2 separate regions of the Homo sapiens genome follow, and region 2 is linked to region 1. The links are chromatin loops, found by intact Hi-C in ENCODE. Cell type or tissue: heart right ventricle. All regions are shown on one strand. Each heading gives the region's core, and the rest is flanking DNA. Links, peaks and the distances in the headings are about the cores only.

What was found. Peaks named below come from ENCODE experiments on the same cell type or tissue, not always from the same donor. Only the 100,000 strongest peaks of a DNase experiment are listed, where the experiment ranks them.
Region 2: it touches region 1 in a loop (1.8-fold over the local background); 2 of 110 quality-filtered maps call a loop at or near these places.

Annotation. Positions count from the first base shown.
Region 1 is chr16:69,076,657-69,092,613 of GRCh38, reverse strand. TANGO6 (transport and golgi organization 6 homolog) reads right to left here. Exons shown (of 18, transcript NM_024562.2): 18 at 7,432-9,129. The coding sequence ends at 8,953. It also overlaps a transcript of HAS3 not described here. Among named protein-coding and RNA genes, the nearest start is that of HAS3, 21 kb to the left of the region's middle. RefSeq lists enhancers at 2,663-3,540, 3,413-3,642, 14,179-14,698. In heart right ventricle, for the core only: a CTCF peak has its summit at 8,854 (motif pointing left); no DNase peak of the experiment used is centred there.
Region 2 is chr16:68,963,820-68,979,776 of GRCh38, reverse strand. It overlaps TANGO6 (transport and golgi organization 6 homolog), which reads right to left. Exons shown (of 18, transcript NM_024562.2): 15 at 5,609-5,749. Among named protein-coding and RNA genes, the nearest start is that of TANGO6, 130 kb to the right of the region's middle. RefSeq lists enhancers at 1,555-2,055, 6,770-7,270. In heart right ventricle, for the core only: no CTCF peak of the experiment used is centred there; a DNase peak (open chromatin) is centred at 6,847.

The DNA.
Region 1 (15,957 bases), core at 5,333-13,332:
TTTTTTTTTTTTTGAGACGGAGTTGCACTCTGTCACCCAGGCTGGAGTGCAGTGGCACGATCTTGGCTCACTGCAACCTCTGCCTCCTGGGCTAGTGATTCTCCTGCCTCAGCCTCCCGAGTAGCTGGGGCTACTGATGCATACCACCACACCTCGCTAATTTTTACATTTTTAGTAGAGACGGTGTTTCACTATGTTGGCCAGGCTGGTCTTGAGCTCCAGATCTCAAGAGATCCACCTGCCTCGGCCTCCCAAAATGCTGGGATTACAGGTGTGACCACCACGTGGGAACCACTTTCTTTATCCACACTTATACTAAGAACAGATTTTAACAATTTGGAAATACAGTATCTATGTATCGGTAGCAGCAAGCACGGTGGGAAAAAGCACAGCCTTTGGAGCCAGACTGCTTGGGTCCAGTACTGGTTTGGCTGCTTCTTACTGGCTATGTAATCTGAGGCAATTAGCCTCGTGTGTGCCTCAGTTTTCCTATCTGTAGAACAGGGTCATAGTAAGACCTATCTCACAGGCCCAGTGTGAGGGCTAACGGGATTAATATGTGTTAAGTACACAGAAGGGCATAATAAGCTTTTTAGTGTTAACTGTAACTGTGATCTTGACATACAGTGATGCAGAGGTACAACCATTCAACCTGGGCTTTCCAGATGAACCCGTACTTTAAGGGGCCATCAGACCTTATGTCCTGAATCTGGTTTGGGAAATATAGTCATTATTCTAGGGCCATTCCAAACCCCATGAGAAGGCATACCCTATACACCAAGGGCAGAGTCTCAGAGATGAGAAACCTCTTTTAAATAGACCTGCAGGGGCTCAAGATTTCTCTCCCGGATGACTATGTATAAGCCACGAACTAGTAATTATAAGCCACTAATTAGTATTTGCACCTGGGACACGGCTGCTGGTGGGTGTAACTTGCAAAGCATATTAGCGTGTCCCTGTTGTTGGTTTTGGTACACAGAAAACTCCAGCCCTGAAGGCTTCCTAGTCCTGAATTATTTAGAGAATGGTATCAACACTGCTTTGAGACTGAACTTGCATTTCATGGGTGTTAAAGCAAAGTCAGCTGAGGGTGGGGGAATGTAGATTGGTACAAACTTTTGGGGGGACATTTGGTACTAACATTTGAAATGGTTATACGCTTTTGATCTGGCACTCCAACCTTTTAAGACCTATTGCATAGAAACGTTTCGGTATGCAAAGTTATGTCTGAGAATCATTGAAAAACCATTGGAAATTAGAAACAAGTCAATGGAACCATCAATAAACAAATGATTAAGCTGCAGTTTACCCAAACAATGGAAGCCATGCCATCATCACAAAGGAAGAGATCTGTGAGTACTGATATGAGTGTCTCCAAGGTATATGACTCAGAAAAAATGATGCGGGGCACTATTTGGGGTAATAAAATATGGTAATAAATAAAGATCTAGAGGGATTTTGCACCAGTTGTCAGTGGTAATCTTGGGCAGGAGTTGAGGTGAGATCGTGGGAATTTTTCTTTCTTTGGAAATACGGTATCTCTTGGGCAGCAGCAATGCACAGTGTAAAAAGCACAGCCTTTGGAGAAAGACTACCTGGGTCCAAATACTGGTTTGGCTACTCCTTACTGGTCATGTAATCTGGGCAAGTAATTTGCCTCTTGTGTGCCTCAGTTTTCCCATCTGTAGTCATAGTAAGACCTATCTCAGAGTGTGAGGGTCAAGGGAATTAATATGTATCGTGCTGGGCACAGTGGTTCACACCTGTAATCCCAGCACTTTGGGAGGCCGAGGCAGGTGGATCTTTTGAGCCCAGGAGTTTGAGACCAGACTGGGCAACATGGCGAAACCCTGTCTCTACTTTTTAAAAAATACGAAAATTAGCCAGGCGTGGTAGCACGCCCCTGTAGTCCCAGCTACTCGGGAGGCTGAGGCAGGAGAATTGCTTGAACCCGGGAGGTAGAGGTTGCTGTGAACCGAGATTGCACCACTGCACTCCAGCCTGGACAACAGAGCAAGACTCCGTCTAAAAAAAAAAATTAGCTCAGTGTGGTGGTGCACGTCTGTAGTTTCAGCTACTCAGGAGGCTGAGGTGGGAGGATCACCTGAGCCTGAGAAATAGAGATTTCAGTGAGCTGTGATTGTGCCACTGCACTCCAGCCTGGGTGACAGAGAGAGACTGTCTCCAAAAAAAAAGTGCCAAGTGCACATATTACAAACTACAGATACATTAAACTTGTTCTAAGTCACATCACGTATCATCTGAAAATGTACACAAATACGCACAGCAGCCAGGCATTGTACCTGCGGGCTGTACCACTCCTCAGACTGGAGGGCAGAGGGCCAGCACGGGGGAGGTGGTAGGCAGCGCCGACCATGTGTCAGTGGAGCACAAACGCCTTCTTGGTGGGCCCCACGTGTTGGGATTCATGTGTATATGTGAGTACCTGAGTTTGCATCTCAAACTCTACTCTGCTTGAAAGGCTTGTACTTCTGTACTCACTTTGTGGGAAGAAGCTCCATTGTATTCAACAGATGTTCAAAACATTTCATGGAGGGTCTTCCGATGTAGTAAACAGGCTCCTGGCTGCGACCCAGCAGACTTGGAGCCAAATCCCACCAAGGGAGGATGTCAAGAGCCTGCCTCCCTGTTCTTCAAGATTGTTGTGAGAATCAGACAAGCTTATGGATGGAAAATGACTTTCCAAAATAAAGGAAATGCAAACACTGATCTTGCAACACTGTGTTACAAAGAACCGCAGAGGGCACTCTGGAGGAGGGGCACAAAAACTGAGGCCTGGTAGCGTGGAGCTACGGACTCCCTATGAAGAACTGGGGAGGACAACAGGGGATGACCTCCCTAATGATGTTTCAGCTTTCCAGGGCCGAAGGTGGGGTCTGCATTCCCCTCTCACCTTGCCAGCCTGTGCAGAGGGCGCTGAGCACAGCCCTGAGCTCTGCCTGCAGGAAAGAGGCAGCACCGGGTATTGTAAGGAGCAACACAGGTTCCCAACCCCCAAGCGGTGATTCAGTTCCAACAGAGTGGAGCATGGCAGGCAGAGGTGCCGCGCACTGCAGTGTGGCTGCTGCATGTGACTGCAGCATGTCTGTAGCTGCAGAGCTTGCTGAGGACACAGCCAGGCCCTCTGAGGTCAAAGCTGCTGCTGGGGGAAGGGGCGTATTGGGGAAGAAGACCCCTCATAGTCAGGGAAATGTGGCACCTCTCACAGCTCCGGTTTCTGACTCTCTCCCTTTGCCACAGAAATTCTGGCCGAGATTTTAGATTTCTGTGCAAAGACTGCAGAAGCTTATCTGGTTTTGCACAGGTCAGATGACTCATCTCTCGACTTATCAATTGATCCACTTTCACATGTTGTAGCCAGCCCTCCAATGCGGCAAACAGTTGGGTGAGAGGCACAGTCAGGTGGCAGGCAGCACTTCATTCAGTCACCCTCGCAGACAAAGAGACAAAACAGGTGGATGGACCCAGGGTAGATCAACACGCTTGCTCTCCTTTTTGAGCCAAAGAGGAGAAACTGCTGCTACCAGAGAAGAGGAGCTGAAACAACAGAGCCACCGAGGCCAAGTTGGGGGGTGGCATGAAAAGGGCTGGGGATCACTGCTTCCTTTTTATGGAGGGGAAAAAACTGGCTGGGTATGGTTATATGCATTTCTTTTATTTTTTCCATTTTGGGGACAGGGTCTCACTCTGCTGCCCAGGCTGGAGTGCAGAGGTGCAGTCACAGCTCACTGCTGCCTCAAACTCCTGGACACAAGCGATCCTCTTACTTCAGCACCCCTTCCTCCTGAGACCTGCTCTTACCTCTGGGCCTTGGCACTTGCTGTTCCCATTACCTGGAACACTCTTTCCCCATTATTTTAGTGCTCATTAATTCACCTGATCGTTATTCAAATAGCAACTTCTCAGCGAGGCTACCTCTGAACAACAAATCTCAACTTACTGTTCCCACGCTCCTCCCTCCTGACTTTATTTTCTCCATAGCATCTCTCACCACTTTACTTTTTTTTCTTGTCTTTTCTTTTTTTTTTTTTTTTTGAGATGGAGTCTTGCTCTTCATCCAGGCTGGAGGGCAGTAGCACAGTCTCACTCACTGCAACCTCTGCCTCCTGGGTTTAAGTGATTCTCCCGCCTCAGCCTCCTGAGCAGCTGGGATTACAGGCGCGCCCAACCACACCTGCCTAATTTTTGTATTTTTAGTAGAGACAGGGTTTCGCCATGTTGGCCAGGCTGGTCTCAAACTCCTGACCTCAGGTGATCCGCCTGCCTCAGCCTCCCAAATTGCTGGGATTACAGGTGTGAGCCACTGTGCCCGGCCCCACTTGACATTGTTTATCTTATTTGTTATCTGTCTCCCTCCACTGCCTCATAAACTCTCCCCGAGGGTAAGAGTTCTGTTTTGTTCACTGTTGTGTTCTCAGGGCCCAGTGCAGCATCTGGTACGTAATAGGTGCTCGATAAATCGTTGTCGTTGCTTGTGGTTTGCTTTCCTACACCCCAGTCCCTGGCACACTGGCTCTTACATGTGGATGAGCAGGCAGAGCCATAGGAAAGCAAAGAAGTGGAGGAGAGGGGTGAACAAACGAAGCAAGGGCCGGGTGCAGTAGCTCATGCCTGTAATCCCAGCACTTTGGGAGGCCGAGGCGGGCAGAACACCTGAGGTCAGGAGTTGGAGACCAGCCTGGCTAACATGGCGAAACCCTGTCTCTACTAAAAATACAAAAAAATAGTTGGGCGTGGTGGCAGATGCCTGTAATCCCAGCTACTTGGGAGGCTAAGGCAGGAGAATTGCTTGAACCTGGGAGGCGGATGCTGCAGTGAGCCAAGATCGCACCATTGCACTCCAGCCAGGGCAACAGAGCAAAACTCTGTCTCAAAAAAAAAAAAAAAAAAAAAAAAGCCGGGTGCGGTGGCTCATGCCTGTCATCCCAGCACTTTGGGAGGCCAAGGCAGGTGGATCATGAGGTCAGGAGTTCAAGACCAGCCTGGCCAAGAAGGTGAAACCCTGTCTCTACTAAAAATACAAAAAGAAAAAAAAAAGCAACAACAAAGCAAGGGACGTGGAAGAGGAGATTGGGAAATATGGGAAATTATGAGTGTGGAGAGATGATAAGGAGCAAAGCAAAAGTTAAGAGATTTCTGATTAAATAACAGAGAACTTGGAGAAGGGCAAGTTTGTGCCAAGGAGGAAGAAAAACAAAGCAGAGAGGGGAAACTCTCCAGAATGTTCAGGAAGTCTAACCTGAAAAAGCAGTTGAAGCTTGGGCAGAAGCCTGGGGTTTGGCTGTAGCCACAAGTGGGGCCTCTGCATGTCTCCTGTGGCTGAGCCATCCCCTGTAGAGCAAGGGGGTGGTGGATGGCGGGCCTGGGAAGAGGAGGAAGAGCCTAGAAGGGGAAAAAGGAGAGGAGGCAGCACGGGACCAAGCACAAGGCTGAGTGAGTGCCACAGAGGAATCTAGGAGAAAGGCTGCTGGGTGGTGGAGGACGCCGAAGGTGAGGGGCCAGCAGAGCCTCAGCAAGCCAGGTGGAGGCGGCAGCAGAAGGGGCGGTGGGAGGTGGGAAGGTGGTCTCTGAGGGAGAAGAGCAGGGTGGGGATGGGAGGCAAGACACACCTCACAGGGTCCATGTAGGGAAGTGTCACTTTTGTTCCCGTGTATTTCGTTTAAGTTTTTGTGCTTTTATTTATCTTCTGGGACAGAGTTTCGCTCTTGTTGCCCAGGCTGGAGTGCAATGGCGCAATCTCGGCTCACCACAATCTCTGCTTCCCAGGTTCAAGCGATTCTCCCGCCTCAGCCTCCTGAGTAGCTGGGATTACAGGCATGCGCCACCACACCCAGCTAATTTTGTATTTTTAGTAGAGACGGGGTTTCTCCATGTTGGTCAGGCTGGTCTCGAACTCCCGACCTCAGGTGATCTGCCCACTTCGGCCTCCCAAAGTGTTGGGATTACAGGCGTAAGCCACTGTGCCCGGCCGTTTTTGTGCTTTTATTATCCTAAAGTTTTAACATTCTTTCCCAAGGACTATCATTCATACACACACACACACACACACACACACACACACACACACACATAATATAGAAAATCTGAAAATTTTTAATAATTTGGTCATGTTTAAGAGGATTACATTAGGGCCCAGTGTGGGGGCTCACACCTATAAACCCAGTGCTTTGGAAGGCTAATGTGGGAGGACTGCTTGAGGCCAGCAGTTCAAGACCAGCCTGGGCAACATAGCAAGACCCTGTCTCTACAAAAAAAAATTAGCCAGGTGCAATAGTGCACACCTGTGGTCCCAGCTACTTGGGATGCTAAGGTGGGTGGATTGCTCGAGCCCAGGAGGTCAAGGCTGCAGTGAGGTATGATTATGCCACTTCACTCCAGCCTGGGTGACAAAGTGAGACCCTGTCTGTTAAAAAGAAAAAAAAATTGGCCAGGCATGGTAGCTCATGCCTGTAATCCCAACACTTTAGGAAACCGAGTAAGGAGGATTGCTTGAGCCTAGGAGTTTGAGACAAGCCTGGGCAACATAGCGAGACCTCATCTCTGCTAAAATTTTAAAAATTAGCCAGGCATGGTGGTGCACACCTGTGATCCCAGCTACTCGGGGGTGCTGAGGTGGGAGAATTCCTTGAGCCCAGGAGGTCAAGGCTGCAGTGAGCCATGACTGCACTACTCCATACCAGCTTGGGCAACAGAGCAAAACTGTCTTAAAATAAAGGTCAGGCACGGTGGCTCATGCCTGTAATCCCAGCACTTTGGGAGGCCAAGTTGGGCAGATCACCTGAGGCCAGGAGTTCAAGATCAGCCTGGCCAATATGGAGAAACCCTGTCTCTACTAAAAAACACAAAAATTAGCCAGGCATGGTGGTGCGCACCTGTGGTTCCAGCTACTTGGGAGGCTGATGCTTGAGCCTAGGAGTTGGAGGTTGCAGTGAGCCAAGGTTGTGCCAATGCACTCCTGCCTGGGTGACACAGTGAGACTCTGTCTCAAAAAAAAAAAAAAGAAAGAAAGAAGAAATAGATCAATAAAGAGCTAGGCATAATGGCACATACCTGTAATCCCAGGTACTCAGGAGGCTGAGGGGGGAGGACTGCTTGAGTCCAGAAGTTGAGAATAGCCTGGGCAACGTAGTGAGACCCCACCTCAAAAAAAATCAATAAAGAACAGATGTTTTCAGCCACTTGCCAAATAGTTCAAATTAAGAGGTGATCTATAAATAGAGATAAAGGTACTAGGATGCTTCATGAGGCACTCGAGGATTTTGGACTAGATAGTGTCTTAGACTAATCAAGGTGGTCAATCAGGATCTGTCCTCAGAACTGGAATGCGGTTAATGCAAATGAAGTTGTAAGTAAAATGGATTGTGCAACACATTCGATCTGCTGGTCTGAAGTGGGTTGCGTGGAGTCTAGTTAAAGGAAGGCCAAGAAACAAGCATTTTTATTGTACATCCAGCTGGCCCAAAGGAGATTCTTCTTAGATTTGAAAGCCACAATGCCCATTTTCTAGACATCCTTGATTTGGAGAATAGAAATTAATCCAGCTACACTAGCTGAATGGAAATATTCCTTAAACACACCTAGCTAGATTTGTTCTAACTCTCTGCTCACTAAGCTCACTTGTGATCCTGTTCATAAGATGGCCTCTTTAAAGGGATGCCACCAAGGAAGATCTGACTCAGAACCATGTCTGTGATCTGGCCAGAGAGAAATATCCTGTTGTTAACTAGCAAATAGCCATGTTTGTGTATAGATCCTTCAGTCACTCGAGCTTTTGGAAACTGCGTTTTGGTTCCTGTGGATCTAGTCACCCCAGAGAGCGTGATAAAATCCTGTGATAAAATTCTGTACCTAGCCCTGCAAAGCTGAGGACTGATCAAGCATCTCTGGGTTGGCCTCATCAAGGTGTTGACAACAGAGAGGGCTAATATGAAGCAGCCAGCCAGTATCTCCTTTCTGTTATCTCTTTTAGCTGCAATCAAAATGCAGCGGCCAAAACATATAAAGAAATAAAGTGGAGACCACAGTGCTATATCTGAAATTGTTTCAACAGCCCTGGCATTAGGCCACCAGCATGCATTCTTTCCAGCCTGCATTCAGTGTGAACCCATTGTCTAGGCATTCATCTTTCTGAAGGAGCAGAGGACAGAAGGCAGGATGTAAACTCTCTGGATGCTCGTGGTTCTTTTCTCCTGATAATCAGGGCAACTCTCTGCAAACAGCAGCAGGAGTGAAGAAGAATGGCCTGGGAGGATAAATACAGGGCTTACCCTTCTTCTCTGGAAGAGTCAACCAGCTTGATTGTCCTTTCTGGGCATCAGAGCCTCTTCAACTCCACAGTTTTCCATCTCGACACCAGAGGACCAGATTTAGCCCTGTTCTTTCCATCCAAGATAACTTTATTCCATTTTGCATTATTTGATAACTATTTCCTTCCCCTCCCCACCTCCAACTGCATCTCCTACTCTGAAATGCCTCTTGAGCAGCCAAGGGTGGCCAGTTCTGCTCCTCATTTTCCTGAAGAAGAATCTCAGCCTGAAAGAATATAGAGCTAGGTGACATATGGGTGGCCAACCGCTTCTCCTCAAGTTCCAAGAGAGTGGGCAATTAGTGAAATTCCATCAGTCATGTTAAAATATACTTTCACCAGGTAGACATCCTTCTTTCAATGCTAGAGGACAGTGAAAAATGTAGATTAATGAGATCTGTAACTGTCTTCTCTTAACTGTACACCCCTCAGGCTGAACGCGGGAGTGCTGAACACATGCCCTCGGAAGGGACCCTGAAGACCCAAGTGACCTGCACCATAAAACCACCCCGAGGGTCAGCCATGCTGCCAGCACTCAAGAGGCAGCAGGGCCACCTGCTGGAAGACCTGGGCACGGCTCTGGGTGCCTGGCCCTGCCTGCCTCCTCCACGTCCTTGGAGCCAGGTCTACGGCAGGACCATGATCTTCTTCTCCAGCTTCTGTGGAGGGAACAGGAAGTTTTTCATGATGTCATCCAGCTCTTCTAGGGCCAACTGGGCATGGAGCTTGGCCACGTCATCGGGCTCCAGACACACTACGTGCTTCAGCAGGTGGTAGAGATCCTTGAGGACGGCGCTCAGCACCTGCATGAGAGAGACAGCCATGACCGCCTGTCTACTGTGCCGGCATTTCTCAGTACGACTGAACTGCCCTCTCCTCCTGCCTGAGGAGATCTGTGAGGACATCCACAGACTTCCTGAAGATAATGTGGCTGGGTGCAGTGGCTCATGCCTGTAATCCGCACTTTGGGAGGCCAAGGCAGGCAAATCACTTGAGTCCAGGAGTTTGAGACCAGCGTGGGCAACGTGGCAAAACCCCATCTCTACAAAATATACAAAAATCAGCCGGGTGTGGTGGCGCATGCCTGTAGTCCCAGCTACTGAGGAGGCTGGGGTTGGGAGGATCATCTGAGCCTGGGAGGTCAAGGCTAAAGTGAGCCATGACGGTGCAGAAAAAAAAAAAAAAAAAAAAAGAAGATAATGCATGGCCATCTTGGGTTGGAGAAGGAGGCAGGGGTGGCGCTAGCCCTCGTACTGAGATAGGTTTCCCATTGTGTTTCTCACTCACCCCATGCCTAGCTACATGGCCTTGGGGCTTCTGCTCCCCTTTACTCCCAGGCCAAATCATAGTTCCCAGACTCCTTTATTCAGTCCCAAAGCATGGCAGAGACCTCAGGACCACAGACAGGCAAGACTGCCCAGATATGGTTGCTCCCAGAGCAAATGATTACCAGCATTTTCCTCCCCAGATCCCCATAAAGCCCTCTGCTGGCACCCACAGTACGGGCAATTATCTTATGAAACCCAGGAGGCTTTTTTTTTTTTGAGACGGAGTCTCACTCTGTTGCCAGGCTGGAGTGCAGTTGCACAATCTCGGCTCACTGTAACCTCTGCCTCCAGGGTTCAAGCAATTCTCCTGCCTCAGCCTCCTGAGTAGCTGGGACTACAGGTGCGCACCACCACGCCCAGCTAATTTTTGTATTTTTAGTAGAGACAGGGTTTCACCTTGTTGGCCATGATGGTCTCAATCTCTTGACCTTGTGATCTGCCTGCCTCGGCCTCCCAAAGTATTGCTATTACAGGCATGAGCCACCCCGCCTGGCCTAGGAGGCTATTTCTTGAGCAGTCATACCTTTCCTTGCCCCTACTTTAAAAATCTGTCACCAGGCCGGTGCGGTGGCTCATGCCTGTAATCCCAGCACTTTGAGAGGCCAAAATGGGCAGATTACTTGAGATCAGGAGTTAGTGACCAGCCTGGCCAACATGGTGAAACCCTGTCTCTACCAAAAATACAAAAATTTGCCATTTGTAGTCCCAGCACTTTGGAAGGCCGAGGCAGGCAGATCACAAGGTCAGGATAGTTTAAGACCAGCCTGGCCAACACAGTGAAACCTTGTTTCTGCTAAAAATATAAAAAATTAGCTGGGCGTGGTGGCAGGCACCTGTAATCCCAGCTACTTGGGAGGATGAGGCAGGAGAATCACTTGAACCCAGGAGGCGGAGGTTGCAGTGAGCCCAGTGAGCCGAGATGGCGCCACTGAACTCCAGCCTGGGTGACAGAGCTAGACTCCATCTTAAAAAAGTGGCACACGCCTATAATCTCAGCTACTCAGAGGGCGAGGCTGGAGAATCACTTGAACCCAGGAGGCGGAGGTTGCAGTGAGCCGAGATCGAGCCACTGCACTCCAGCCTGGGCAACAGAGTGAGTGAGACTCTGTCTCAAAAAAAAAAAAAAAGTCTGCTACTACAGTTTCCATTTTTCATGACCAATGCTCCGATTTTATGGTCTGATATGGAATTGGGAGGGTGTCAAAAGTACCTACTCACAGGAGCTCCTACTTCCCTAAAAAATCCTCCTGGCTTGGGAGCTAGAACTTCTAGCAAGAAACAGGTTTCAACGGAACAGGGAAACAAAAATAAGGGAACTGAGGCCGGGTGTGGTGGCTCAGGCCTGTAATCCCAGCACTTGGGAGGCCAAGGTAGGTGGATCATTTGAGGTCAGGAGTTTGAGTCCAGCCTGGCCAACAAGGTGAAACCCCATCTCTACTAAAAATAAAAATTAGCAGGTGTGGTGGCACGCACCTGTAATCCCAGCTGCTGGGGAGGCGGAGGTTGCAGTGAGCCAAGATCATGCCACTGCACTCCAGCCTGGGCAACAGAGTGAGACTCCACCTCAAAAAATAAAATTAAAAAAAAAAAGTAAGGAGATTTAGGGACCAACTCGTCCAACTAGGTACAGGAGGCAATTGGGCCACAGGGGGTCATGTGACTTGTCTGCAGCTACTTGTAAAGTTACTTCTGGTCCAGGGCTTTTTGCCTCAAATACTACTACTTTTTGGGTCAGGTACTATTTTAGGTACTTTCTATATATGATCTAATTTTTCTGCCAGTCCTATAGAGGAAGGTTATTTTTACTTATTTATTTATTTTTGGGACGGAATTGTGCTCTGTCGCTCAGGCTGGAGTGCAGTGGCGCACTCTTGGCTCACTGCAAGCTCCGCCTCCTGGGTTCACACCATTCTCCTGCCTTAGCCTCCCGAGTAGCTGGGACTACAGGTGCCCACCACCACGCCTGGCTAATTTTTTGTATTTTTAGTAGAGACAGGGTTTCACCGTGTTAGCCAGGATGGTCTCGATCTCCTGACCTCATGATCTGCCCGCCTCGGCCTCCCAAAGTGCTGGGATTATAGGCGTGAGCCACCGCGCCCGGCCTAGAGGAAGGTTATTAGCCCCATCTTATATTTGCAGAAACAGAGGGTTAGAGGGTTGAGGTTACTCAGCTAAAAAAATGATGGAGCCAGGTTTCCAACATCCAGAGCCTGTGTTCTTATTTTTTATTTTTATTGAAAAGATAATACAGTACAAAAGAGTACATATTAAAAGGTAAGGCTCTGTTCTACTCCAGACTCCTAGCTGTTTCCCTTCTCAGAGGACATCATTCATATGAAGACATTTTCTAAGTGTTTACAAGCACACATGTGTATATTTCTGTTTCTTGTCCCCTCTCCCCCAGTTTTTTTAGACAGGGTCTCACTCTGTTGTCCAGGCTAAAGTACAGTAGTGCAATCATAGCTCACTGCAGCCTCAATCTCCTGGGCTCCAGCAATCCTCCATCTCAGCCTCCCAAGTTAGCTGGGACTACAGGCATACACCACCATGCTTGGCATTTTTATTTTTTTGCTATGTTGCCCAGGCTGGTCTTGAAATCCTGGGCTCAAGCAACCCTCCCACCTCAGAGGTAGGGATTACAGGCATGAGCCACCAAGCCCAGCCTTCCCTTACCTTTTTAAAGTACAAAATTATATTCTACGCTCTGTTGTGTACCATATTTTTTCCCCCACTTAACATGTTTTGTAGATCCTTTGTATAATTGGCACATATGGAAATAACTTATTTTTTATAGCTGCAGAGGATGAATGTAATGCAATTTATTTAACCATCTTTCCAATGAAAGTAATTTAAATTCTTTTTATCTTTTGCTATTGCAAATATTGCTGCAATAAACATTTTTTTGAAGATGGGGTCCTGCTATATTGCGCAGGCTGGTCTTGAACTCCTGGCCTCAAGTGATTCTCCCACCTCAGCCTCCTGAGTAGTCAAGATTAGAGGCATAAGCCACTGTGCCCAGTGCAATATGCATTCTGATACTTAGGTCATTACAGACATGTACAAGTATATCTGTAGGACAAATATCTAGAAATGGAATTTCTGGCTCAAAGGGTAATGCGCATTACAATTTTGATAGATATGGCCAGAGAGGTTCCAAGAATTTACATTTTCCTCAAACACTGTGAAAATTCCTGTTTCCCCATATTCTTATCAGTGCCATGTATTGTAAACTCCTTATTTTTGCTAATCCAGTAGAAAAAAATAGCATTTTGCTGTTATGAATTTGCATACTTCCAACAAATATATAAACATAAATTTGTATTTTTTTCTGGTATGTATAATTCAGCTTCTCCTTAATGATTCGTAAAAACTCCATTTTTTTTTAAGTCCATTATCTGTCATATGAGTTGCAAATATTTTTCTCCCAGTTGGCATTTTTTCTTTGTGAAATTTTTTATTCTGGTGAAGAAATTTCCATTTTTGATGTAGTTAAATTTATCAAATGTTTTCCTTTGTGGTTTCTGGATTTTGTGTTTTGCTTAAAAGAAATAGGGCCTATAATTTTAGCCATTATACTATGCGGTTTCTTTATTTTCTTTTATATTTATTTATTTATTTATTTATTTGTTTTTGAGACAGTTTTGCTCTTGTTGCCCAGGCTGGAGTGCAATGTGCGATCTCGGCTCACTGCAACCTCCGCCTCCCGGGTTCAAGCGATTCTCTTGCCTCAGCCTCCGGAGTAGGTGGGATTACAGGCATGCGCCACCATGCCCAGCTAATTTTGAATTTTTTAAAAAATAGAGACAGGGTTTTGCCATGTTGGTCAGGCTGGTTTTGCAATCCTGACCTCAGGTGATCCGCCCACCTTGGCCTCCCAAAGTGCTGGGATTACAGGCATGAGCCACTGCACCCAGCCTATATTTTATTTTTGAGACCAAGTCTCCCAGGCTGGAGTGCAGTAGCCGAGACGGGCAGATCACCTGAGCTCAGGAGTTCGAGACCAGCCTGGCGAACATGGCAAAACCCTGTCTCTACTAAAAATACACAAATTAGCTGGGCGTGGTGGTGCATGCCTGTAATGCCAGGCTGAGATAGGAGGCTGAGATGGGAGAATCACTGGAACCAAGGAGCTGGAGGTTGCAGTGAGCCAAGATTGCGCCACTGCACTCCAGCATGCGTGACAGAGCAAGACTCTGTCTCAAAAAATAAAAATAAAAATAAAATAAAATACAGAAACGTATATTTAACTTAGTCAACTCTACGCAAAGACTTTGTAAGGCCATTTAACAATGGAAACATCTAGATCTTGCCTTTAAAAGGCTTCTGGTCTAGTGGGGATGAATAAGAAGATAGTCACGTAAAGACAGACAATACAGAATAGAACATGGTAAAGGTCACAGGGAGCAGAGAGAGAGTGATGAGACATCAGAGAAAAGAGAGGCCACATTTTAGGAATAGGAAAGTTCACTGGAGATGGCGAATGGAAATGATGGGAAATAGTTAATTCAGCGGGTAACAAGCACATGGTCTGGGCCCAGAGTCCCCTGAGCATTCCACCAAGTAGACTGTGTCTAGCACCACGTGTCTTGGACTTGCTATAAGAAGAGAGCAAGAGCCTTTCCATCTTTCGATATTCCTGATCAGCATGGACACTGGGGAGTGAAGGCAGGAAGTCAGGGGAAAGGGCTACATAGAACAAGCTCCCCAGGCCGACCCTTCCCCACAGCGGGCCTCCCTCTGGCCGCCTGTGCTCCAGCTGTGCCGGCCTTCTTTCTTTTCTTGCCTGAACAAAGCTCCTCTCAAGGCCTTTGCATATGCTAGTCCCTCAGCCTGGGAGGCTATTAATATTTTGCTTCCTCTTCCTAGGACTCTTATACCCTTGGCCTCCGGGATTCTTTCCCTAACCCCCGCACCTAGGTAAGTCTTCCTGCCCTTCCCGGAGTTCTGTTTGTAGCCCCTATCAGGACTGTAATGTAAATATTTGTTGTGGGGCAGGCTGGTGGTATAAAAAATAAACAAATAAAAAATAAAATAAATATTTATTGTGTACTTTAAAAGGTTTTCCTCTCTAGATGGTAAGTACTATTGACACTGAGGCCATGTTTTGCCTTTTTTTCTTTTTTCTTTTTTGAGAAAGAGTCTCGCTCTGTTGCCCAGGCTTGAGTGCAGTGGCTCTATCTCAGCTCACTGCCAACCTCCGCCTCCTGGGTTCAAGCGATTCTTGTGCCTCAGCCTCCCGAGTAGCTGGGATTACAGGCACGTGCCACCACGCCCGGCTAATTTTTGTATTTTTAGTAGAGACAGGGTTTCACCATGTTGGCCAGGCTGGTCTTGAACTCCTGACCTGAAGTGATCCACCCATCTCAGCCTCCCAAAGTGCTGGGTGGGATTACAGGCGTGAGCCACCATGCCTGGCAGCCTTGCCTTTTTCAATCTGGTATAGCCCCAATGCCTCAGAAAGTGACTGGTACATTGCTCATACCTAAAAAAAAGTATGAGTGAATAAAGGCATTCATGCGTGCCACTCCTGGCTAGTCTCTCAACTGGTAAAAGCAGAAACTCCTAAGAATGTCGACTGAAACACTGCCAGACAACTAGGGTTGCGACCTGCAGTCACACAAGGTCCCATGCTCAAGAGGGCCAGGTTTGCTTGGTCTAATGATCTGCTGTTGCCATCCTAAAATTCTTCCAGCCTGGGTAACATAGCAGGACCTCATCTCTACTAAAAAAAAATAAAATAAAATAAAATAAAAATTAGCCAGGCATGGTGGCACACGCCTGCAGTCTAGGGCTTGGAGGCTAAGGCTGGAAGATCCCTAGAGCTCAGGAGTTTGTGACTGCAGTGAACTGTGATCGTGCCACTGCACTCTATCCTGGGAGACAGAGTGAGACCCTGTCTCCAAAAAAAAAAAAATTCGTAATAATCTTATTTTTCAACTTGTGTGTGTGTTTTGTTTTGTTTTGAGACAGAGTCGTGCTCTGTCGCCCAGGCTGGAGTTCAGTGGTGCGATCTTGGCTTACTACAACCTCCGCCTCCTGTGTTCAAGCGATTCTCCTGCCTCAGCCTCCTGTGAACCTGTGTTTTGTAAATGAACTCCAATGGGACAGGGAGCGTGAATGTCAGTGGAGGAGGTAAGATTGTGTTCACTCCTCTTTGCCAGAGCATTTGCATCTGGAGTTCACTGTGCCCCATAAGCACAGGATTCTGGTGGACTCACCATATGGGGGAGGGCAACAAGGCTAGAAGCAAGTACAAGGCAGGCATGGCTGTTACATTTAAGAGTGGGCAAATGGAGGCCCCAA
Region 2 (15,957 bases), core at 3,551-11,550, 110 kb after region 1:
CACACCCTCCACATACACGGAATCTTAACTAGTCAATATATGGAAAATATTTAACCTTATCAATTGAATAAATGGAAATAAAAACAAGATAGCATTCCTTTATATATCTTCTTGATAAAGATTTTTAAAAATGATAATACATAGAATATATCATACTTTTGAGGGTACAGACAAACATTGATAATATAAACTGGCACAACTTCTCTGGAAGACATTTTAGCAACAAATATCTTCAAAAATATTCCTGGGCCCGGCGCAGTGGCTCACGCCTGTAATCCCAGCACTTTGGGAGGCTGAGGTGGGTGGATCACCTGAGGTCAGGAGCTTGCGACCAGCCTGGCCAACATGATGAAACCCCATCTCTACTAAAAATACAAAAATTAGTTGGACGCAGTGGCACGCGCCTGTAGTCCCAGCTACTCGGGAGGCTGAGGCTGGAGAATCCCTTGAACCTGGGAAGTGGAGGTTGCAGTGAGCCAAGATCACACCACTGCACTCCGGCCTGGATAACAGAGCAAGACTCCGTCTCAAGAAAAAAAAAAAATTCATATACTTCAGGCTGGGTGCTGTGGTTTACGCCTTAATCTCAGCACACTGGGAGGTGGAGGTGGGAGGATCACTTGAGCCCAGGGGGTCGGGATCAGCCTGGGGAACACAGCGAGACCCCCATCTCTATAAAAAATTTAATAAATAGCCAGGTATGGTGGCGCACACCTGTGGTCCTAGCTACTTGGGAAGCTGAGGGAGGCAGATCAGACTGACAGGCCAAGGATGCAGTAAGCCATGATCGCACCACTGCATTCCAGCCTGGGCAACAGAACGAGACCCTGTCTCAAAAAAAAAAAAAAAAATCATATACTTTATATACTTTACTGTATATATGTATTACCTCAATTTTTTTTTAATGGAAAGAAAAAAAGCTCCTGCTGATTTTGCACTATGATCTAGTGGCAGGAAGACAAGTAGGTGTGGCTAGGGAACTAGCATGATGTGGAGAGGTAACATAGTGTACTGCACCCTGCTCCCACGGGTGGGCCGCATTCTCCCACCAACTCCCACCACTGCAGAGAAGAGGTAGGGGTGGGGAGAGAGCAAGGCCTAGGCTGAGGGAACTAGGGGACTTATTAGAGAAGCTTTACCAAGTGGCTATTCACAGCATTTCCACAACACTAGAAAACAAAGAATATTGGCTATGTTGTCAAATTGGGCTTTAATGTTATTCAAAGGATTTCAACACACCACTTCATCTATGCACCAGGACAAGTTGATGATGTGAAACAGAAACTAGCAGTTAAAGCTAAGGCTATGTTTACAGTTGGACACTCTGAAGAGTAGGCTACAGAAAGAAGGGAACTTTGAGAATTAGTGGAATTTGCTTTGAAATGCCAGAAGGCTGTTTTGGAAATTGGGCTAATTATAAGACTATGTAAGGAGGAGTAAGGCCTCACCTCAACTCTATCCAGCCTTTCATCCCCACCTCCACTTTCACCCCAGGAAATGATTTGGACTGGCCAATGGGGACTCTGAAATATGTACTTTTAGTGTTTATCATCCCAAAGGTAGCGGTCTACCAGAGAAAATACATGTTACGTTGATGTTGTCTATGTATGGTTTATATTCTTCTCAGCTCTGATAATCCCAGTGGTACACCCTTCACACCTACTATGAGAGAATGATTTATTATAATGGTGTACTTGTCTGGCATGTTTTAGATCCAAATTCAGAACTAAGGCAAATATAGAAAGTTCATCTTTCTTCTTAGAAAAAAATGTATTTTTAAATTTCACTCTCAGCTGGGTGCAGTGGCTCACACCTGTAATTCAAGCACTGTGGGAGGCCAAGGCAGGCGGATCACCTGAGGTCAGGAGTTCGAGACCGGCCTGTCCAACATGGTGAAACCCTGTCTCTACTAAAAATACAAAAATTAGCCGGGCGTGGTGGTGTGGGCCTGTGGTCCCAGCTACTCGGGAGGCTGAGGCAGGAGAATCGCTTGAACCCAGGAGGCAGAGGCTGCAGTGAGCTAAGATGGCACCACTGGACTCCAGTCTGGGTGACTCCATCTCTTTTTTTTTTTGAGACGGAATCTGGCTCTGTTGCCAGGCTGGCGTTGCAGTGGTGAAATCCCAGCTCACTGCAACCTCTGCCTCCCGGGTTCAAGAGATTCTCCTGCCTCAGCCTCCTGAGTAGCTGGGACTACAAGCACGTGCCACCACGCCCAGCTAATTTTGTATTTTTAGTAGAGACAGGGTTTCACCATGTTGGCCAGGATGGTCTCGATCTCTTGATCGTCGTCTCGGTCTCATGATCCGCCCGCCTTGGCCTCCCAAAGTGCTGGGATTACAGGCGTGAGCCACCACGCCTGGCTAAGACTCCATCTCAAAAAAACAAAAAAAATTAAATAAATAAATAAATAAATTTCACTCTCTGTGACATGAATCCATTGGTCAGAAAAGAAAAAAAAAAACAAAAACAAAATAAATTTCACTCTCAAGTAATTCTCCTTTCACTGATACAAGGATTTAAGTGGTTGGAGACCTAGGTTCTATCATCCTTAGCCAGAACAGTCACCTAGAAATTAGGAAAATTAAGGGCTATGTCCATACAAACAGTGCATGGCTATATGGAATTTCTATAAATCCTCTGAAGTGCTGATGAAGGAGGGATTCAGTGTGATCTCCTGATGCAAGTGGCAAAAAGATACCCCACCTCCACTTTGTTCTCCAAAATCTTCCCCTACCAGATAAAGAGTAAAATTTACAAGTTTTACTATAGCTCACAGACAAATTGCCCAAGCTGAAGTTAAGATTATATCTTCTTTTTCTGCCTTAGATAATAGGCTAGTGAGTATATAATGGAATTACTAAAAAGCCAAGGACAAATACAGCAGTACCTAAGAAGTGCTGATATAACTTAAAGAATAAAAGAAGTGTGGCACTGTTATTAAGCCAAATATTAACCACCAACAGCTATACTTTATAACACAATCTGATATAGGCCATGCATGACAAGAACACAGCCCTAAAACGGAACCTCATTCTCAAAATTCAATATGGCCGCTAGCTGGCTCAAATGGATACTGTACACCACTGGCTCTCACCTGTATGATTGATTTGCCTTATTTTAAGGCTTCTAGTGATATTCAGTGTGACAGCTAATGGTTAAGTCTATGGAGCACAGGTTAAATAAATGAATCTTCTCTCAATTCTATGTTATATAGCCCAGTATAAAAATATTCAAAGTGTACTTGCTGGCTTATGGAGAAATTCATCTTAATTTAACCTCTCTCTTCAGAATGAACTATTGTTTTCTTTGTCCTTGTTCCCTAGGGTCCCACCTCCTAGCTTCATATGAGCACTCAATAAACAGCAAAAAATATTTGTTTTCCTTCATTTTTAATCTTTAAAAAATGTTTAAATCTTTTTTGCGTAGGCAAAAATAAAATTTTACTGAGCCCTTATTGTATGCCAAATAACACTGTAAGAATCACCTTATTTAATCTTTACAACAGACCTATGAGTTAAGTGTTATTAATATCCTCATTCTGGCTGGGTGCAGCGGCTCATGCCTGTAATCTCAGCACTTTGTGAAGCCAAGGTGGGAAGACTGCTTGAGGCCAGGAGTTCAAGACCAGGCTGGGCAACATGGTAAAACCCCATCTCTACAAAAATACAAAAATTAGCCAGGTGTGGTGGCATGTACCTCTAGTCCCAGCTATTCAAGAGGCTGAAGTAGAAGGATACCTTGAGCGTAAGAGGTCAAGGCTGCAGTGAGCCATGACCGTGCCAATGAACTCCAATGTGGGCAACAGAGGGAGACACTGTTGCAAAAATAACAACAACAACAACAAAAACCAAACCCATAATATCATCATTTCACACATTAGAACACTCAGGCACCCAAGGTTAAGAAACATTCCCCTCAGCTGGGCACGATGGCGCACACCTGTAATCCCAGCACTTTGGGAGGCAGAGACAGGAGGATTGCTTGAGCCCAGGAGTTTGAGACCAGCCTGGGCAACATAGTGAGACCTTGCCTCTACAAAAAATAGAAAATTAACTGGGCATGGTGGCATATGCCTGTAGTCCCAGCTATGTGGGAGGCTGAGGAGGGAGGATAACTTGAGTCCAGGAGGTTCAGGCTGCAGTAAGCCATGAATGCACCACTGCTCTCCAGCCTGGGTGACTGAGTAAGACCCTGTCTTGAAAAAAACAAAAAAAAAAGAAAAGAAAGAAACATTTCCCTGATCACACAGCCAATAAGATGCAGAATGGCTCATGCTTATAATCCCAGCACTTTGGGAGGCTGAGGTGGGAGGATTGCTTGAGTCCACGAGTTTGAGACTAGCCTGAAAACATAGTGAGACCCCAACTCTACCATGAAAAAAAAAAAAGCGCGGCAGTTCAGGATTTGAAGTGAGGCAGTGTAAGTCTAGAGCCTATCCCTTAACTACTATTGTCAGCTTATACAGCCTAGAGTAACTTCCTTCAAGTTGGTGGTTCAGTTCTCAGCACTATCACTTACCAGCTGAATGAGTCTTGGACAAATTGCTGAAAATGTTTGAGCTACAGTTTCTTCATCTGTAAAACAGGTTTAGTAACAGCCTGTTTACAAGATTTGTTGGGGAATTAGATGAGATTATATATATGGACAACCTGGCATGCAGTAGACATTCAGCAAGAGTCAGCACTCTTCCTTCCCTGCTTGACATTCCTATTCTTTATTTCTGAGTCTCGCTCTATTGCCCAGGCTGGAGTGCAGTGGTACAATCATTGCTCACTGCAGCCTCGACCTCCCAGGCTCAGGTGATCCTCCCACCTCAGCCTCCTGAGTAGCTGGGACTACAGGTGTGTGCCACCAATCCTGGCTAATTTTTGGTAGAGATGGGGTTTTGCCATGTTACCCAGGCTGGACTTGAACTCCTGCCAGGCCTAAAGTGATCCTCCCAAAGCGCTGAGATTACAGGTGTGAGCCATGGTGCCCAGCTGACATTCCTCTTCTTTTTGTGCTTGCTGCTGCTCAAGTGTGAGACTTCTAATTCCAGCTCCATTGAAAATCAGGGCCCAACACAGCTCCCAGGGAAGGAGACTAAGCAGTTTTTTTTGTTGTTGTTATTTTTGAGATGGAATCTCATTTTGTCGCCCAGGCTGGAGCACAGTGGCGCGATCTCGACTCACCACAACCTCTGCCTCCCAGGTTCAAGCGATTCTCCTGACTTAACCTCCCGAGTAGTGGGATTACAGGCGTACACCACCACGCCCAGCTAATTTTTGTATTTTTAGTAGAGACAGGGTTTCACCATGTGGACCAGGCTGGTCTTGAACTCCTGACCTCAGGTGATCCACCTGCCTCGGCCTCCCAAAGTGCTGGGATTACAGGCAGGAGCCACCGCACCTGGCGAGAGACTAAGCAGGTTTAAGAAAAAGGACATTGTTGCTTTCAGTCTCATAGTAGACATCGGAATATTTCCTAAATTCCTAAATGGGTACATCCCAGCCCTCAAACTACCCTCACCACACTAGTGTAACAAGCCCCCAGGTACACACATTTTGGTTTCAAAGTCACACTGATCCTCCACCCTTTTCCAGGTGGATGGAACAAGAAAACTCACCTAATGCCCTGACGATTCGCATAAGGACTTCCCCGACTTTCATTCTGGTCTCTGGTGTGTGCTTGTCTTTGCTGCTGTCATATTGAGCCAACAAGTCCGGCAAGATTTTCTCAGGATAGACGTCTGACAGCAGGGCAACCCCTGGGGTTGAAAACAAAAAGAAAGGATTCATTACTGTTTACGATCAAAAGGCAAATAAACCAGTCACCCTGTGATGGGATGAACGCAGAGATGCTGAAAACCATCTCTAAAGCTCTCCCAGCAAGGGCTGCCTATTGTTTGGAGAGTCAGCATAGTGAGTGGAACGAAGATGGGCCTGGTAGTTGAGACTCCTGTGTTTGTCTAGTCCCAGCCTGATACGATCTCTAAGGTCACTCCCAGCACTGACGTTCTATGATCCAGGCAATGCCTCCTGCCTTTGCTGCAGTTCTCCATTCCTGTATAATTTCCCTCTGTGGAACTGCCAGTGATGGGAGCAGTTTCCACAAGGAAACATTTTCAGAGCATCCTGGACATGATCAATATTAGATCTAAGCTCATGGCTGAGTTTCCTAATCAACAGAAATAGGGAAGACCCTGACCCTGAGTCCCCCCTTCGTAGGACTTGCTGATCCTCTCTCCTATCCACAGCAGCGCCTTCTAAATGTGTAGCCTGGAACAGTGTTATCATAATCTGAGCCCAGCCCCATACTCAGCAACCTTTTTAGGGGTGGCAGGGAGGTGAGAGATGACCAGACAGATCCAGAACAAAACCCCTGGTTGGCCTCAAAACTATATAACTACAAATTCTACCATTCATGTCTATACTGTTGTTTATTCCTATTTTCTCTCATTAGTCTTTAGCAGAGAACAGGAAAAAGATTACACACTATAAAGAACAGTGACGAAAAAGAAAAAAAGTAAAGAAGGAATAAGTAGAAATAGGGGTTCCAGGATGAGAACCCACTTCTACCCCAAGCACCCTGGCCCATCAACTCTGCTTTGGGTTTCTCCAATAATCCCCTCATTGGTCTCCCTGCTTCTACCTTTTTCATCCATTGCAGATGGAGCTATTTGGTTTGAATCATAAGTCTGGCCCCTTCATGCTTCTGCCCAGACCCCTCAGTGGTTTCCCTTCTTCCCTGAATATGAGCAGTCCCCATCCCCCGCCTTCCTTTGTTCTCTCTCTGATCTCATCTTTTAACACTCTCCCTTGCTTCCTGGCCTCCTTGCTATTCTCCAGTAGGCCAAGTGATCCTGGCTCGGAGGAGTCGGCCTCACTTCCCCTCTGCATCTGCTGCTGCTCCTCCTGGTGGCCTCACAGCTTGCTCCCAAACCCTATCATGTCTCTGCTCACAGATCACATTTGTCACATATAAAACGGCACCCTCCTTCCCCTGCCACTCTTTACTCCTCTCACCCTGCTTCATTTGTCTTAGCACTTAATATCACCTGACAGGTTGTGTATTTCCTTATTGTCTGCTCTCCTCCTTGGAATGTGAACTCTATAATAAAGTCAAGGATTTTCTTTTGTTCCCTGCTGTATCCCCAATGCCTAGAAGAGTCCTAGCACATGTCAGGTGCTCAGTAACTACCTGCTAAATGAATGAATGGATGAATGGATGGATGAGTAAACAGGATTCAAATATACAGTCCTGATATAAATTTCAGGAATTAAGAAAGAGAGGATGGGGAAGAAGTAATATAAATGCTTGAGAAATCTATACTTATTTTTCATCTAAATTTACCATTCTCGTGTTTAAACTGACAGCCTTGCAGGCAAAGTCTACGTGCAGTTTTTTATGTTATAGGTTGTGATTCCATTCTCTTCTAAATCACATCCACACTCTTCACTGGCCTTATCCGCCGCATCTGCTGAGCTGTGAAGGCGGAGCACCTGCTGAGGGCTGCACCTGTCTGCCCATCCTCCTTTCTGCCCTCCCCACCCCCATCTTTTCTTGCTTCCAAAGAGCCTGGGAAATCTCTGCATGTGGTCCTAAGCCTGCACCTCTGCATGTGGTCCTAAACCACACCTCCAATCCAGAGTCCATCTTAGGACTTCAGTCCTAAGATGGGCTCTAATCTTATGCAAGCAGAAGCTCTGCTCTTAAGAGAGATTCAGGCTGTGGCACAACACTGTTGCCAAAATGTGACACTGTAGTTGTAGTTCACTCTATTATATAAAATGATGAAGAAGTCCTTGGAGGTTCAACACGGAGTTATGGAATATTGTAGCATAGAAAAAAATGTCTGCATCGGCTGGGCGCAGTGGCTCACGCGTGTAATCCCAACATTTTGGGAGGCCGAGGTGGGTGGATCACTTGAGGTCAGGAGTTCAAGATCAGTCTGGCCAACATGGTGAAACCCCGTCTCTACTAAAAATACAAAAAGTTAGCTGGGCGTGGTATCGGGCACCTGTAATCCCAGTTACTCAGGAGGCTGAGGCAGGAGAATCGCTTGAACCCCAGAGGAAGAGGCTGCAGTGAGCCGAGATCACACCATTGCACTCCAGCCTAGGCAACAATAGTGAAACTCTGTCTCAAAAAAAAGAAAAAAAGAAAAAAATGTCTGAGGCCTAAGGGTAAATGAATTGTTTGCTAAGAGAAAGAAGAGGGGGCTAGGTGCAGTGGCTCACACCTGTAATCCCAGCACTTTGGGAGGCTGAGGTGGGAGGATCACTTGAGGCCAGGAGTTTGAGACCAGTCTGGGCAACATAGGGAGACCCCATCTCTATAAAAATAATTTTAAAAAAATTAGCCAGGTGTGGTGATGTGTGCCTGTAGTCCTAGCTACTCGGAGGCCGAGGCAGGAGGATTGCTTGAGCCCACAAGTTCTAGGCCGCAGTAAGCTATGATTGCAGCATTGCACTCCAGCTGGGTGACAGTGAGGTCTCAAAAAAAGAAAAACAGAAATAGCCTCCAACTTCTAAAAGACCTCCACAACTGCAATTCTGGCAGGTGTTATATCACTGATATATTACAAGGCCTGGTATATATTACAGATTTGCAGCTATCATAACTTTCTTTTTTTTTTTTTTTTGAGATGGAGTCTCGCTCTGTCACCCAACTGGAGTGCAATGGCTTGATCTCGGCTCACTGCAACTTCCACCTCCCGGTTCAAGCAATTCTCCTGCCTCGGCCTCCCAGGTAGCTGGGATTACAGGTGCCTGCCACTATGCCTGGCTAATTTTTGTATTTTTGGTAGAGACGGGGTTTCACCGTGTTGGCCAGGCTGATCTCGAACTCCTGAGGTGATCCGCCCTCCTCGGCCTCCCAAAGTGCTGGGATTACAGGCGTGAGCCACTGCGCCCGGCCCATAGCTACTTTCTAAAATCAGAAGTTCTCAACTCAGAAAATCTGGTGGGTGTTTCCTTTTAGGAATGTAGTCATGACTTTGCAATGGAAAACAGTGGAAAAATGGGATTTGCTTTATAAAACTTTGATCTATTTCTAGCTTTTCTGAAACCTATTACTAAAGTCCCTCTTACTGTTGTTTAACATAGTCTTTTTTTTTTTTTTTTTTGAGACGAAGTTTTGTTCTTGTTGCCCAGGCTGGAGTACAATGGCGTGATCTCAGCTCACTGCAACCTCCATCTCCCGGGTTCAAGTGATTCTCCTGCCTCAGCCTCCTGAGTAGCTGGGATTACAGACATGTGCCACCATGCCCAGCTAATTTTATATTTTTAGTAGAGACAGGGTTTCTCCATGTTGGTCAGGCTGGTCTCAAACTCCTGACCTCAGGTGATCCACCTGCCTCGGCCTCCCAAAGTGCTGGGATTAAAGGCATGAGCCACCGTGCCGGGCCCTTACTGTTGTTTATTCCTATTTTCTCTCATTAGTCTTTAGCAGAGAACAGTCATTTACTTCTGTGAACATACTATCCTGGCCAAATGAGCTCTGGACTTCCTCTCTGTAGTGGGCAGACATGTGATTACACCTAGCATCTACTCTCTCTTCTGGTAACAACACCACCATGGTGTTCTTTTGGAGAAATATCCCTTTCTTACTCTCAGTCTGTGTGGTTTGAGTGGGCTAACTATACCCACTTTCTCCCCCTCCAGGTGTGAACTTGTATCCCAGGCTGGCCAGTTAGGATCTTCCATTCCATCCCCACCACCATGACTGGTTCAGGAACAGGGAATGAGATTCGATCCTGAAACCCACATTGACACTACTGGGAAAGATAAATTCCCCTCCCCACCACCCATTGAAGAGACTAATCTGGAGCTGCCAGTGGCCACCATGTGGAAAAAGCCCACACAAGAATGACACCAACACAGAGGGAGAGCCAGCCTGAGAGGGAGGGAGAAGAAGAAGAAGAGACCCGATGGCATCTTTTCAGCTCCGGGACCCAGGTGTACTCCACCCACTCGACTTTCTGGATAGAAAAGCCAATAAACACCCTCTAATGCTCATGCCAGTTGGACTGTTTTTCAATTAAAATAATCCTAACACACCCTTTTTCTGGTTAACAATGATTTTTCAGATTTTTTTTTTTTTTGCTTTTCCTATAATGCTAAACTTTAAACTCATTAGGGAGCTTTTAGTTCTCCCAATCTTCCATAAAAAGGTTCCCAAAGCAAAGCCCAGTTTCCTTGCTTCCCACAGTCCCAGATCTAATAGCAATTGTTTATCTTCCTGCTGGCCTGTTCCACAGACGGCTGCCAAATGGCTGGCTGTTTGAGTTTTACCTTCTAGGATACAGGTGCCACCTATGAGTTTATAAATCCCTGGAGAATAACAGCAGTTCCCCCTTTACCCACCAAGCAGTGAAGAGAGTCATACATGATGGTTAAGACTGTATAAAAATGAAAGGGATGAGATTTTGTGTGCTTGTTTTTATTTATTTCGAAAAAACTTTCTGTACTTAGACACTCTGTGGAAGCACGGCCATAACCTTCACATGACCATGGGCCCATCACACTTGATAATTCCTTTGTGACTTGAAAATGGGGTAATTTCTGGGTCAGCACAAGATTCAAGAAAACATCACACATCAATCCCTTTGGTAATGAGACCCAAAGGATTGTGTGAGAGAGACCTCTTTCTGCTCTGACCGTAGGAAACTAGCTATGCATTTTAGGATGTGGTGCAACAGATGAGATATAGAGAAGGTAAAAGTGAATCCAAACTGGGAAGAGTTCACAGACGCATTCTGAACTTTTTTTGGAGGCAGTGCGTAGAATATTGGTGAATTAACGTAACTAAAAAAATGTTAGGTGGCCAGGCGCGGTGGCTCATGCCTGTAATCCCAGCACTTTGGGAGGCCGAGGCGGGCGGATCACAAGGTCAGGAGATCGAGACCATCCTGGCTAACCCAGTGAAACCCCGTTTCTACTAAAAATACAAAAAATTAGCTGGGCGTGGTAGTGGGTGCCTGTAGTCCCAGCTACTCGGGAGGCTGAGGCAGGAGAATGGCGTGAACCCGGGAGGTGGAGCTTGCAGTGAGCCGAGATCATGCCACTGCACTCCAGCCTGGGCGACAGAGCAAGACTCCGTCTCAAAAAAAAAAAAAAAAAAATGCTAGGCTGGGTGCAGTGGCTCACGCCTGTAATCCCAGCACTTTGAGAGGCCGAGGCGGGTGGACCACCTGAGGTCAGGAGTTCGAGACCAGCCTGACCAACATGGTGAAACCCCCCTCTCTACTAAATACAAAAAATTAGCTGAGTGTGGTAGCAGGTGCCTGTAATCACAGCTACTTGGGAGGCTGAGACAGGAGAATCACTTGAACCCGGGAGGTGGAGGTTTCAGTAAGCCAAGATTGCACCATTGCACTCCAACCTGGGAAACAAGAGTGAAAACTCCATCTCACCAAAAAAAAAAAAAAGGCCAGGTGCGGTAGCTGACATCTGTAATCCCAGCACTTTGGGAAGCTGAGGTGGGTGGATCACGAAGTCAGGAATTTGAGACCAGCCTGGCCAATATGGTGAAACCCTGTCTCTACTAAAAATACAAAAATTAGCTGGGCGTGGTGGCGTGCGCCTGTAGTCCCAGCTATTCGGGAGGCTGAGGCAGGAGAATCTCTTGAATCCAGGAGGTGGAGGTTGCATTGAACCGAGATGGCGCCACTGCACTTCAGCCTGGGCGACAGAGTGAGACTCTGTCTCAAAAAAAAAAATGTTATTACGATAACTACATGTAACAAAACAGACTGTCAACTTTGTAAAATAACTGTTTTTTTTTCTTCCCCCAAGACTTCCCTGAAAGCCACACACATATTTTGAGCAAAACAGTGTTGACTTCAAGATGATCCCACAGCGTGTTACTCAGTGATTCTGAGTAGCAAAAGGAGTTTGGGTGTCGTGTACTTTTACTTAGTACTCTTGCATTAACAGGGAAGTCAGTCTAATTCTAAAATGTCTTTGCTAACTGGCTCTATCCCAGGGAACTGCTAAGCCATTCCTACCTCAAAACTAACCTGCCTCATTTCTCCTGGGCAGATAACAACTTCCCAAAATACCCACAGCAACCCGGAAAACCACCTACTCACTTGAAACTCACAGATATTTCTGCCAACAAAACTACAAGAAACACAAAAACCCACACATTGTATAATTCCATTGAAATGAAATGTCCAGAATAGGCAAATCTCTACATAGGAAAAGTAGATTTAGTGGTTACCTAGGGCTGTGGTAGTTTGAGAAAGCAGGGAGTGACTGCTAATAGTTACGAAATTTCTTTCTGGGGTGATAACAACATTCTAAAACAGGGGTCCCCAACCCCCAGGTTGCAGACTGTTACCGGGCATGGCCTGTTAGGAACGGGACCACACAGCAGGAGGTGAGCAGCAAGGGAGCATTATTGCCTGAGCTCTGCCTTCTGTCAGATCATTGGAGGCAACGGATACTCCCAGGAGTGTGAACCCTATTGTGAACTGCACATGCAAGGGATCTAGGTTGTGTGCTCCTTATGAGAATGGAAAGTCTGATGATCTGAGGTGGAACAGTTTCATCCTGAAACCATCCCCGCCCTCCCAACACCGTCCCGTCCATGGAAATATTGTCTTCCATGAAACCAGTCCCTGGTGCCCAAAAGGTTGGGGGCCATTGTTCTAAAATTCCAGCCTGGGCAACACAGCCAGACCCCATCTCTACAAAAATTTAAAAAATTAGCCAGATAGGCTGGGCACAGCGGCTCACACCTGTAATCCCAGCACTTCGGGAGGCTGAAGTAGGTGGATCACTTGCAGTCAGGGGTTTGAGACCAGCCTGGCCAACGTGGCAAAACCCCGTCTCTACTAAAAATACAAAAATTAGCAGGGCATGGTGGTGCATACGTGTATTCCCAGCTACTTGGGAGGCTGAGGCAAGAAAATTGCTTGAACCCAGAGGGCAGATGTTACAGTGAGCTGAGATCATGCCACTGCACTCCAGCCTGAGTGACAGAGCGAGACTGTCTCAAAAAAAAAAAAAAAAAAAAATTAGCCAGACATGGTGGTGCATGCCTCTAGTCCTAACTACTTGAGAGGCTGAGGCAAGTTGGTCACTTGAGCCCAGTAATTCAAGGTTTAGTGAGCTAGCACAACACCACCACACTCAAGCCTTTGTGACAAAGGGAGACCCTGTCTCAAAATTTTAAAAACTTCTAAAGTTGACTGTGGTGATGGTTACACACTCTGAAAATATACTAAAAACCAGTGCATTGTTTATTTCATTATTTATTTATTTATTTTATTTTATTTTTTTTTGAGATGGAGTCTCACATTGTTGCCCAGGCTGGCGTGCAGTGGTGTAATCTCAGCTCACTGCAACCTCTGCCTCCCGGATTCAAATGATTCTCCTGTCTCAGCCTCCCAAGTAGCTGGGACTATAGGCACGCACCACCACACTCGGCTAATTTTTTGTATTTTAGTAGAGATGGGGTTTCACCATGTTGGTCTGGCTGGGCAATCCACCTGCCTTGGCCTCCCAAAGTGCTGGGGTTACAGGCGTGAGCCACTGCAGCCGGCCTCATTTTTTATTTTTTAAGACAGAGTCTTGTTCTGTCGCCCAGGCTGGAGTGCTTTGGTATAATCACAGCTCACTGCAGCTTCAACTTCCTAGGCTCAAGTTATCCTCTCACTTCAGTATAGCTGGGACTATAGGTGTGTGCCACCACACATGGCTAATTTTGTTTATTTTTTGTGGAGACGAGGTCTTACTATGTTACCTAAGCTGGTCTCAAACACCTGGACTCAAGTGATCCCCCCTCCCCAGCCTCCCAAAATATTGGGATTACAGGCGTGAGCCACTACACCTGGTCTGAATTGTTCACTTTAAGTGGATCAATGGTATGGTATGTGACTTATATCTCAAAAAGTTGTTATTAAGAAACTATAAGAAAATATTTCATATCTGCCCTTTTAGGTTTTTATTTCTTATTTTAAAAATTTTATTATTATTATTGTTATTTTGAGACAGAGTTTTGCTCTGTCTCAGGCTGGAGTGCAGTGGTACAATCTCAGCTCACTGCAACCTCCAACTCCCAGATTCAAGCAATCTTCCTGCCTCAGCCTCCAGAGTAGCTGGGATTACAGGTGCATGCCACCACACCTGGCTAATTTTGTATTTTTAGTAGAGACGGGGTTTCACCATGTTGGCCAGGCTGGTCTTGAACTCCTGAGCTCAAGTTACCTGCCTGCCTTGGCATCCCAAAGTGCTGGGATTACAGGCGTGAGCTACCACGCCTGGCAGGTTTTTAAAATAGAAGAGAAAGGAAGAAAATAATATAGCATATCTTAAATATAAAGGGAAATCCACTGCCAAGAGCAGAATATCAGCTTCCTTTTGTATCCGAATCTGTTTTGGTTGCCCCTGCAGGGTGAGAGTAGAAAGAGGGGGAAAATGAATTGTAACCCGTTACTTGATTAAAAAAGAAAATCAAAATTAGCCAGGCATGGTGGTGTGTACCTGTAATCCCAGCTACTCAGGAGGCTGAGGCAGGGGAATTGCTTGAACCAGGGAGATGGAGGTTGCAGTGAGCTGAGATCGTGCCACTGCACTCCAGCCTGGGTGACAGAGCGAGACTCCATCTCAAAAAATAAAAAAAACAAACAAAAAAAGAAAATCAAGTATTTTGCATTTCATAGAATGTCTTGCATTCATAAGAAAATGGTGTATTACATTTAAAAGTCTAAATTCTGTGGTAAGCCAGAAATTCTACTCTAGAAATCTATCCTAATAGGTATATTAACACAGCAGGAAATCACTTTATGTACAAAATCATCACTGTAGCACTATTCGTAATAGAAAAGACTGGAAACAAATTTGCATCAACAGAAAATTGATTAAGTGATGGTCATTCATACAGTGGAATATAAGGCATCCATTTAAAAAATGAATAAGGGCAGGTGCAGTGGCTCACGCCTGTAATCCCAGCATTTGAGAAGCTGAGGTGGGTGAAAGAATCACTTGAGGCCAGGAATTCGAGACTGGCCAGGCCAACATAGCGAAATCCCGTCTCTACTGAAAAAAAAAAATTAGCTGTGCACGGTGATGCATCCCTAGAATCCCAGCTACTCGGGAGGCTGAGGCAGGAGAATCACCTGAACCCAGGAGGCGGAGGTTGCAGTGAGCCAAGATCGCGTCACTGCACTCCAGCCTAGGCGACAGAGCGAGACTCTGTCTCAAAAAAAAAAAAAAAAAAAAATTAATATGTTTTTAAATAACTGTCATGAAATGAATTCTAAGAGCTATTGTTAAGTAAAAAGCAAGATGCAAAATCGTCTCTATTGAATTCAACTATTTGTGTACAAAGGGGAAATATACACTCATTGAATAATTCTGGAAGGATACTCAAGAAACTAATAATATTGATTATTTCTGGGGAGGGAAACTGGGTGACAAGGGGATAAATGTGAGAGAGAGAGACTTTCTATTTTTGTATCTTTTAGTAAGTTAAAAATTTTTTTTACTTTTAATTTTTTAATTGGCAAATAATAATTGTACATATTCATAGGGTACATGGTGATGTTTCAATAGATATAATATAGCGATCAGATCAGGGTAACTAGCATATTCATCACTCAAATGTTTACCATTTCTCTGTGTTGGGAATATTTTGAATTTTGAATGATATAAATAAATAAAATGTTTTAAAAAATCTGTGATAAATTTTAAAATTTATGTTTAAAACATTTTAACAAATTTTGTCTTTCAAAGTAGAACAGCTAGTCAGCTGTTCTACTTTGAAAGTAAAAAGAATTTGCAACTAACACAGCAGAATGACCACAAACATTTGCATCCTCTTTCTCCTGAAATCTCACTAAAGTGACAAGGTGTAAAAAAGGTATGAATCCACAACCAAGGAAAAAGACAATGGGATAGGTGTCAAAGGCTGAAGTCTGGGTAAATAGAACAAAACTAGAGCAAAATTATGATATGTGCATGATAG